2 separate regions of the Homo sapiens genome follow, and region 2 is linked to region 1. Evidence: chromatin loops called from intact Hi-C (ENCODE). Cell type or tissue: IMR-90. All regions are shown on one strand.

Evidence for each region. Peaks named below come from ENCODE experiments on the same cell type or tissue, not always from the same donor. Only the 100,000 strongest peaks of a DNase experiment are listed, where the experiment ranks them.
Region 2: it touches region 1 in a loop (10-fold over the local background); 2 of 110 quality-filtered maps call a loop at or near these places.

The regions. Positions count from the first base shown.
Region 1 is chr6:4,209,295-4,211,794 of GRCh38, reverse strand. No RefSeq gene overlaps it. Among named protein-coding and RNA genes, the nearest start is that of ECI2-DT, 74 kb to the right of the region's middle. In IMR-90, a CTCF peak has its summit at 986 (motif pointing right); a DNase peak (open chromatin) is centred at 1,014.
Region 2 is chr6:4,124,706-4,127,205 of GRCh38, reverse strand. It overlaps ECI2 (enoyl-CoA delta isomerase 2), which reads left to right. Exons shown (of 10, transcript NM_206836.3): 6 at 969-1,071; 7 at 1,836-1,956. It also overlaps the pseudogene TEX56P. Among named protein-coding and RNA genes, the nearest start is that of ECI2, 9.6 kb to the left of the region's middle. RefSeq lists an enhancer at 957-1,251. In IMR-90, a CTCF peak has its summit at 1,008; a DNase peak (open chromatin) is centred at 1,055; H3K27ac peaks cover 303 bases.

The DNA of each region.
Region 1 (2,500 bases):
AGCGATCCTCCCATCTCAGCCTCCCAAAATGCTGGGCTACAGACATGAGCCACCACACCCAGCCTATTTGTTTTAATATAATAGAGCAGTCAAATAAAAAAAAAATTGGTTTCTAAAGGTAAGATGATTGGCCTAAAGCAGGAGTCATGGCTGCATCCTCTCTGGTCGTGTGGGTCCCATTCATTCTTTGCTTTGATGTACTATTGTCTGGTGTGCCCATCTCATCTCTCCAAAGAGGCTGCAAACTCCCTGAGGCGAGGCCACATCTGCCACCTGGGTCCTTCCCTCCACTTTGCATCATGCCTCATACACAGTGGGCACTCTACGGCCTTCTGATTTCACTAGGATATGTCACTCCCATTGAATAGCAACATTTAAAAACACTTTTAAAGTTTAATGTGCTTTCCTACTGCCTCAGTACATTTTTGTTCACATTTCTAACATAATCCTGACATAACTGCCTTCTCCACACACCCCTCTTGTGGTTTTCACCATACCTTACACCACAAACTCTACCTCTCCAGAATGTTTCCCCTTGGATTGGTTTCCATGGAAACCTGTCTCTGGGGGAGAAAAGTGTGTGTTTGCTGAAGGAGAACCATAAAGGCAGGTTGCCTCCTGGTGTAAAGAAGTCACCAAGGGAGATGGAGAGGGAGTTGAAGCAGAATTGCACCAACTCTAGTGGGAAGCTAATGCACTTCATGCCAGTTCAATCCTGTAGACACAGGGAGAGATTTGAAATCCCAACTCAAGGCAGAGGCAAATTAATAGGGTTGCCTTGTCACACTGAATTAAGCCTTCCAGTTTAGAATACTCCTATTCCAGGTCACTCAGTCTTCAGTGGGTGAGGCGGGGGGCGGGGGGCGGTAGGAGGAGAGGAGACTATACTGAGATTGTCAGTGGAGAGTGAGCCAAGGTGGCCCCAAGCAAGGCATGGGGCCTACTACTTAGAACAGAGGTTGGGGTGCAGTCCCCACACATGCCCACAAGGGGTCACAGTGATTCAAAATAAGGCTATTCCTCACCGCCTTCATGAGAAAAAACAAGAAACTGCCTTAGAGCTAGCAGTCTTCAAAGATACAAGAATCTCCTTGGTACATCAGAAAACAAGCTATGAGAGGGGGTGCAGAGGCCATGTGAGCAGAGCCTCCAAGTCTACTTGAGATGTGCGTACTATTCAGTAGGAGCCACAATTTAAGATGGAATGCCATAGATGTGTTACAAGTTTACTACACAGGAACAGGGATTGGTGACAAACTTTTCAATAAGCCACTCCAGTTACATGAAGTTACTCTCCCTGTTTCTTCTGATCAATCATTTAATAAACACTCGTGAAGCTTCCACCTAACCGTACACATGCAATGTGCAAGATGCTGAGAAATTAAAGAAAGTAAAGAATATTGGAGACCTCCCCTCCAGGAGCTCAAAATCTAAATGTGGAGATCGTTTTATAACCAAAGATGGTAATGGTTGTGGGATCACTCAGCTATTGGGGTGACCTATTTATCTGCACAAGTACTCCTGAAGGGAAACAATGACTTAGAGCACTAGTGTTTATTCTCAAACAAGGGTCCACAAGAGATGTTCCTAATTTGGGGAACTATCCTAGAAAAAAAAAACCACACACTTGCCTTTAAGTGATGTCAAGGTTCATAAGCTTCACTGTGACACAAGGTCTTGTGTTGGTCTCCCAAAATTGTTATTGTTCTCCCAGCAATATTCCAATGGTCCACCAAACAAGCTGGGACTTTGGACACCAAATCAGTTAAGCCTCATTTTTTAAGCCCTTTGTACCATGTAAGGCCTGAGCACTTTAGCAAGTCAGGAGACTAAAGTTTAGAAATCAAAATTCAATTTACTATGCATAAAATAGTCAACTGGAGTGGACCTCAAATAGGTTCTAAATCTGTAACACTCAAATTCCAAGTCCTGATTTTTATATATTTTATGTATTTATCATATTAAATTATATATTATATTAAAATTAACTGGATTTTAATATAATTGACTCTGCCTCTCTTTGACCCCTTGTTTTGCTTCCTCCTTCAACTGCCTTTTCTGCTCTCCCATTCTCACAGTAACTATGACCATTTGGTCTACTATATACAATGTTTTTATTTATTTTATTTATTTCCATTTATTATTGTACTGTTGATGTTACCAAAACTCCAGAGGTTTGGTCTAGGCCCTGATTCTTGCTGCACAGAAAGCCAATCACTGAGATGCCAAGTATTGCCAAGGAAGAAGTATTAACTAGGTGCTGCAGCCAGGGAGATGGGAGCTCAGTCTCAAATCCATCTCCTTGACTTACCAAAACTAGGGGTTTATAGAGCACCGAGGAAATGTAACAATGTGTAAGAAAACAGGAACTAGGGTGGGGCAAGGAGGTGTTTGGTGCAGTGATCTGCTGAGTTTCAGTTCTTTGATACTTCCCGAAGGTCCTTTCCTGAGGAAGGAACTCATAAAACAGATACAAGTTTCAAGCTTTAACAGCAGAAGG
Region 2 (2,500 bases), 85 kb after region 1:
CATGGATGAATAAACAAATTGTTGACTATTTGTACAATGGAATACTCAGCTATAAAATGGAATAAATGATATACACAAGAATGTGGATGCATCTTTAAAACACAGTTCAGCAAAATAAAGACAGGAGTGTACATACTGTATGAGTCCATTTGTAGAAAGTTCTACAGTAGACAAAAGTTCTTCTCTGTGGAAATTGAAGTCAGAAAGTGATTGCCTTGGAGCAGGTGGGGTGGGATAGCTAGGAAGGAGCCTACGGGAAACTTTTGGGGTGATGGAGATGTTCTGTATCTTGTTTTGGATGGTGATCTTGTGGGTATTTAAAATTATTAAAACTCATCTAAATGAACATTTAAAAACTGGTTGTTTTATTGTATATAAATTGTACTTTAATTAAACACACACACTCAGAAACATACTTTCAGTGGCTCTTAGAATAAAGAAAAAACTTCCTCATGGGATCTACAAAGCACTGTCAGGTCTATTCTGCCAGTCCTCATCCTGCACCGACTTCCCCCTGGCTTTCCCTGAGTCAGCTACAGTGGCTCTTACTTCATCTACAGTGGGGATAACCTCTCCAAAGAGCCTTTGCACAGGCTGTTCCTTTGTGTAAACTGTTCTTCCCAGCCCTCTTTTTCTAGCCCACCTGGCCTCTCCTTCAGATCTCAATTCAGTTGTCGCTTCCTTAGGAAAGTTCTTTCCTGAACTCCCTGATTAGACCAACCCTCCTGGTACATACCCTCATTTCATGACGCACCACTCCTCTATTTCAACAGTAGCATTAGCTACATTTATCGGTGTGTTTTTATAGATCAGTGTCCAGCGTACTCACTAGTTTGTAAGTTAGGGCAGGAACCATTGCTCGTTCTCCAATGTATTTCCCTTGCCTAACCATAGAGTTTGGCATGCAGTAGATACTCAAGAATTATAGGATGATTGAATGAGGGATCTGTTGATTTTCTTACTTATAGGAAATGGTGACTATTACAGTAGTGGGAATGATCTGACTAACTTCACTGATATTCCCCCTGGTGGAGTAGAGGAGAAAGCTAAAAATAATGCCGTTTTACTGAGGTAAGAGTTACTGACCTTTGTCTGATCCCAGAGGGCCCGTTCTTAGTCATCAAAGTGGTATTTAGTTGAGCAAAAGTGCAATATCTGCTTCTCTGTGTCAGTGCAGTTAATTGTGACTTTGGACAAGCATATTTCTCTAAACTGCCTCCATCCATAGGTGGGCATTCATTCTTTCTCTTTGACCTCTGTTACCTGTTCATCCTGCTGGTCTCATGAGATTTGACTGGAAAACATAAAAGTGAGCTATAGTTGTAAACAAAATTATCTTGCACTGAGGCAGAGGAATTTAGCAAATTCTCATCCAGCCAGAGGAATGGGAGATTTCCATGAACGCTGAAGGTAGGAGACTCGGAGGAGTCTTGTAAACACAGGAGGAGGTCATGAAGGCTTTTCTCTTTATTCCTGCCAAATCTGTAATTCCCACTTGTTGTGATATTGCAGCATGTGCTCAGTCACCCAACCTAATCTCTAAGACTGCGGCTGGTTTACAGCCCTGAACTCACTGTCCAGAATACAAGATTCAAACCAGGGTTGACCCATAGGTCTCACTGGTTGGTCTTCCATCCACTGCCATTCAGACGGATGCCCTGGATGAATCTGGTGCGGAAGACCAGGGAAGTGGCAGGACAAGGAGGCACTGCTGGTGGTGGCTGTGGAAACACCCAGCCTGACAGAAGGCTTTATCTCAGAGTCAGACTGTCTTGCCCATGCTTTAGTCATGCTGCTTTGGCACATTTAATGATTTTGTGTTTCCATTTCTGTAGGGAATTTGTGGGCTGTTTTATAGATTTTCCTAAGCCTCTGATTGCAGTGGTCAATGGTCCAGCTGTGGGCATCTCCGTCACCCTCCTTGGGCTATTCGATGCCGTGTATGCATCTGACAGGGTAAGTCAGCTCCTAGAAAGCAAGAGGTCAGGCAAGCAGCGCGAGATGAGAGCCTTTGAATCCTCCTTCAGCGTTGCCAGTCATAAGCAGGTTACATGTTGTTTGTGGTAGAATTAACTGAATTTAGATTTTTCCCAAAGCATTAGGCTGATTTGACTGATTTTATTTTTCCTTCATTATTAACTTGCATTTTGTTGTGAACATTGTTCCAACTCTGACTGTTCCGGATTCTAATCAAATTCCACAATAGGTATACAGCTTTCATGTTATTCTGAAAGATTCAGGAGACACTTGAAAATTTGTTATGGGAGGGAGGAATAGCATCTTTGCAGGTTGTGCAAGGGATTAGTTGATCCTTTTTACTGAGTAAATGGATTTAGAATTTTAGAAGGAGAAGGACCTGTGAGCATTATCTACTGTCACTCCCTCCTTTGCAGATAAGAAAACTGAAGCTCTGAGAAGTTCCTTGCCCAGAACACAATTCAGCCTTGTGTTCACCATTGCATTATACAGATTTTAGTTTTTATTTTTACTACAGTAGTAA